Regions from separate parts of the Homo sapiens genome. Here region 1 is linked to region 2. Evidence: read pairs that join two places in POLR2A ChIA-PET (ENCODE). Cell type or tissue: PC-9. All regions are shown on one strand. Region 1 overlaps CARD10 (caspase recruitment domain family member 10). Region 2 has its middle 11 kb from the start of MIR4534.

Region 1 (2,500 bases), 500 kb after region 2:
GTGGTCAGTATGGCCTTGATCTGCGTAAATCTGTCCCAAGGAGGTGTCTGATGAGGAGGTCATGGTTTAATTTAGGAGGCGTACCTGGGAGTCACAAACCACAAAGGTGGCAAGTGAGGGTGAGGTGAGGGGTGAGAGATCAGGGGTGGCTTCCAGGAGGAGGTGGCATTGAAAGAGCTGGCTTTGAAGGGCATGCCAGGGCATTGTAGGTGGAACAACATTGGACAGAGGCCAGGACATTAACTTCTTACCCTGGGAGTTTAGGGGAGCCAGGTGGCATGGGTGCCCTGTACCTGGGACCCTGCCTTGAGTCTAGCCTGCATTTGCTTGGGGGCTGTGAGACATTTATCTGGTGTGGGGGCAGGAGGAGGGAGCGGGGCAGAGTGCCCACTGTGCCTCACCTCCTGCCCCCTCCCTGCCCTCTCTCTGCCCAGATCCTTCAGCAGCATGTCAGACATCACAGGTAACAGCCCTTGAGTTCCGTGGGGAGGGCTCCTCTGGTCGGGGGAGGTGGCTTTGCAGCCCACCTGAAGCCTGCACCACCTGCGCTACCTTTGGCCTGCATCCCCTTCCCTGAAGCCCCGCCGTGGCCCCTGCCAGGCAGGAAGGTTGTGCTTGGGAGGACCCTGGGGACTTTGGTTCCAGCCTCTCACCCCGAGCCCAGTCCTGGGCCTCACTCCTGTTCCCGGCTGTGATGTACGAGGCTCTTCAGTTCTGGGCCACCTTTCACCCTCTTCTGGGAAACTGCGGGGTCAGCCTGGTGGGCCCTGACCTATCTCTGAGCCCAGTGGGTCTGATGTGCTCCTGGGGCCTCAAACCTGCCAAGGCCTCTCTGGGCTGGAGGGGGGTCAGTCCCTGTCATGGACCCTGGCCATCCCTGTTTCCCAGTGCCAGATCCCTGAACCTCATTCTTTTTCCCCAGGGAGTGTGACACTTAAGCCCTGGTCCCCTGGCCTCTCTTCGTCCTCATCCTCTGACAGCGTGTGGCCTTTGGGAAAGCCGGAAGGCCTCCTGGCTCGGGGCTGTGGCCTGGACTTCCTCAACAGGTACTGTAGCTGCCTGCAGTGGGTGGAGCTGGGGTGATTGCTTGAGAGGGGAACAGGAGTGAGGTGGGAGGAGCAATTGCCTCGCCCCTGTTTTATGCAACTATTGGAAGATTAAGATCTGTAGACACTGGCAGCCCTTGGATTCCAATCCTGCTGCCGCTCTTGATCGTCCCTGTGACTTGGGCTGGTCCCTTCACTTCTCTGGGCCTCCATTTCCTCAGTAGCTAAAGGGAGATGATGACCCTTTTTGCATGGAGGTCTTTTGAGGGCTCTGCTCGCAGAAGCAAAGCACCCAGCTCTGCCAGGCATGTAGCAGGTGCTTAGTAATAGTTGTCACTTACAAGCTGTCCTCGTCCCAATGTCCTGCCTGTCAGTCCCTTGGCTCTGAGTCCCTGGGACTGAGCCACCCAGCAAAGTTTCATGCTGTGGGTGGGCTTGGGTCACCTCAGGAGCCCCTGTGACCGGGCCAGCCACAGGTCCATAACAGGAGTCACAAAGCCCATTAGTGCAGAGTGCACTGTAGGCGACGTGCTGTTAGTGTGGCCGGTGCGTGGCCGCTGTTCACACCTGCCAGTGTATCTAAGGGAGGGGTGGGGCAGAGCGGGGGCTGCACGGCCATTGTGGTCTTGGAACTCAGCTGTGAGGAGAGGGCAGGTAGGGAGAGCATCCGGTGACTGTGGAGGAGGAGCGAGGGGGAAGGGCGAAAGTCAAGGCTTCCTGAGTCAGGCTGGGAAAGTGTGGACTTTGGCTTGTACACTCTGGGAAATGTGGGAGGGTTTAGTTATTAACTGCAAGGCCAGCTGCTGGCTGTTTTACAACATGCTCTTTGTCCAGGGAGTAGGCATAATGACGATTATCTCTGCTCCATAGAGGAGGTAACTGGGGCTCAGAGAGGTTAAGCAACTTGCCCAGGGTCCCACAGTTGGGAAGTACCAGGTCTGGGTTCATAGTGACCTGATCAGATTTGGGTTTTGGAAAGGGCATAGGAAACATGGACTGTCAGCGCTGGAATGTGGAGGTGTTGGGTGCAGAGGGATGGGTCACGCAGCAGATGGGTACAGCATAGGACCAGGGCCTCTGGCCTCCGGAGCGGCTTGGTCAGCCAGTGTCCAGGCCCTGCCCCCACCTGGCCCCCGGCAGTGGGCTCAGCGAGACATTGTTTTTGCCTGTGCAGGACGTGCTTCTCGGGGAAGGGGTGGAGGCGCCTCCCTTCCTGCTCGCCTCGGCCCTTCCTCCCTTCCTCCAGTTTGGGCTGCAGCAGGGGTCCTGGCTGTTGTCCAGGGGGCGCCAGGATGCAGCCAGGGAGCAGGAGCCTCCGTCCCAGCCCCGCCCAGGCCCCACGATCACATGGGGCCACTTCTGCTGCCCATGCTGTTCCTGGGGAGGAGAGAGGTTCCTGGGGAAGAACACAGGCTGGGGAAGGTGCAGAGGTGGTGGACAGAGAGAGAGAGAGA
Region 2 (2,500 bases):
TAAATTCGTAAATTCCCCTAAAAATCTATCTTTAATCTCTCTGAATCTAATATGATGCAACTCACATTATTTCTGTATCTGTCAACTGTGTCTCTATAAGATACTTCTGTAATTTTTATCTGTTCTCTCTAAAGATCTCTGTTCACAACACACTGGGTGTCCAGCAGGCACGGTCGAGAGCCTGCCATGGCCCATGTGTTACCGTTCTTGAGCCTTGCAACAACTCATGAATAAATTCTATTATCCCTGTTTTACAGATTAGGAAACTGAGGCTGAGAGAGGGGAACTAGCTTGCAAGTAAGAGGCCACAGGGCAAAGAAGGGCTCTCAGGAGTGTTGACTCTAGTCCTTCTCTAACCTCTCTCAACCCCTCCTCTCAGTGGTGCTGCACCCATGCCAGCCGCCACTCCTTACTTGCTCCTTTTCCTACCCTCTGCTTCCAGGCAAGACGCAGATGTCATCTCCGTTCATACCCTTCATCTTGCCTCAACATCATCACCCCATTCCATCCCATAAACACTTCCTGAGTTCCTACTATGTGCCAAGCGCTGTGCTGAGAACTGGAATGAAAATAATGAATGCCAAGGTCACCAGGCTATGAGCTCCGAGGGCAGGGACAGAGCCCACAGCAGAGTTGGTGGGTCCTCATCAGCCCCTGTGAAGTGCCTGTGGTCTCCATATGTTCCCAAAGGAAGCTGGTTTCACTTTGAGCATGTTGGAGAATGTTATTTCAAACACCTTACACCTCCAAAGCCAGGCAGGGAGCCCTGGGCTGCCCCTCCTCAATGGTGTTGGCTTATTCCTCTGGGTGGGGCCTGTGTCCAGCAGCCCCTGGGCTGGTGACACCAACCACCCTAGTGCCCTGCACAGACTGCAGAGGAACACAGGGTCAGCACCATCTCGAGGGGCCCAAAGCCACCCTCCTGATAACCCCCCATATTTGGAAAGCACTTTAGTTTGCAAAAGGCTCCACCTTCTTTCTCCGTGTGTCCTCTCCCCACCCCAGCTATAAGTAAGGAATTTTCCCAGCCCACTTGGCCCCTAGCATCCAAGTTTGGGCAAGAACCCAGGAGTCCAGACTCCTAGCCCAATGTAGAAGAGCCTGCCAACTCTGTTTACTCCACAGTGCCCCAGAAAGGCCCTCTCTTTTCTAGACCTCAGCTCCCTGTCAGTACAATAAGAAGGTCCGGCTGGACAACCGCTAAGCTCCCTTCAGGCTTTAGCATGCCAGAGTCTACCGTGGGGGCGCAGGTGGCCAACTCCCAGGGGAGGAACCGAGGCCAGTGGCTGCACACACTGTGCCTGCACCATGCCGTCAGGGGAGGCATCATGTTCCGGCAGGACCAGCAGGATGAGTCACCAGATATGGAAATGACGCTGGCACACAGGAGGTCTGGGGGCCAATAAGCTCACCCTCGCCAAAACCACAGCTGAGGAGGAACAGTGCTGGGATCCCTGCGATTCGCCTAGCGGGCACAGGCTGCCAGGTGCAGATCCAGGCAGTCAAATGGTGTGCACAGTGTGCCTTCCAGCCCAAGGGTAGTGGAGGCTGCCCAGCCCTCCAATAACAATAATCATCACAATAAAAATAACAACACACAGTGGTTGGCTATTGTGTCGGGCACTTGACACCTGTTACCTTCTCTTACCTCTGAACCTGCCAGTTATGACATGACCCATTTTCAAGAGGAAACCCCGGGGCTCAGAGAGACAAAGGAGCTCTGCCCAGGTCACAGGGCCAAGGAGTGGGGCACCCTGCTCTGACTGCCCCAAAGCCCTCATCCTCCGCACCCCACTGCCTCTGCGTCCCACAGAGTCTAGGCTCATTTCGGCTCGGTGGCCAGCCTGAGGCCCTGGGGAGGGGAAGGGGTGTCAGGACGCCCAGGTGCAGATGACCTGGGAGGATTCTGACTCAGCCCCACAACTGGAGCAGGAGAGCACCACACCCTCCTAGGCCTCCTGGAGCCTCGCCAAGGCCTTCCTTAGGGTATGACATTCGGATGTCAGGAGACCTGCTGGTCCTCAGTGACCACAGGCCAGGCTGAGGCTGCCACAGGGGCCTGAGCTGACGAGGAAGGCTGAGCCCCCTGTGATGGCCGACAAGCTCCAGCATCCCCACACGCAGGCGGCCAAAGGTGCCTGCAGCCACCCGGTAGAAATGTGTCTGAACTGGGCCTGGAGCCAGGCAAGTGGGGCTCCTGGATCCTGGGACAGAGGGTACAACTCAGGACCCCAGGCTGGCACTCCACAGCACCATCCCCAGGGCATTTCCCACAAGGAGCACCTGGATCTCTCAGCAAAGATGGGGGCAGACTGGGAGAGCCCAGGAACTCAGGGCCAGCTGCCCAGCAGGCCCACCTCGGGGTAGAGGGTACGGCCGTCTGGGAATGAGGGAAGACAGAAGGGGGAGGCCCTGGGTGAGGGAATGACAGGAGGGGGTCTTCATCTTGTGTAGGGACGGGGGCGCATCTGTGGTGAAAAGCAGGACCCATCTTGGGGCG

Evidence for each region. Peaks named below come from ENCODE experiments on the same cell type or tissue, not always from the same donor. Only the 100,000 strongest peaks of a DNase experiment are listed, where the experiment ranks them.
Region 1: POLR2A ChIA-PET joins it to region 2 with 11 read pairs; 2 of 35 experiments call an interaction of 5 or more read pairs at or near these places.

What each region holds. Positions count from the first base shown.
Region 1 is chr22:37,501,148-37,503,647 of GRCh38, reverse strand. It overlaps CARD10 (caspase recruitment domain family member 10), which reads left to right. Exons shown (of 20, transcript NM_014550.4): 10 at 435-463; 11 at 923-1,046. Among named protein-coding and RNA genes, the nearest start is that of MFNG, 16 kb to the right of the region's middle. RefSeq lists enhancers at 389-986, 987-1,586. In PC-9, no CTCF peak of the experiment used is centred here; a DNase peak (open chromatin) is centred at 1,077; H3K27ac peaks cover 1,410 bases.
Region 2 is chr22:37,998,952-38,001,451 of GRCh38, reverse strand. It overlaps a transcript of POLR2F not described here. Among named protein-coding and RNA genes, the nearest start is that of MIR4534, 11 kb to the right of the region's middle. RefSeq lists an enhancer at 2,260-2,500. In PC-9, a CTCF peak has its summit at 1,677; DNase peaks (open chromatin) are centred at 1,391 and 1,961; H3K27ac peaks cover 549 bases.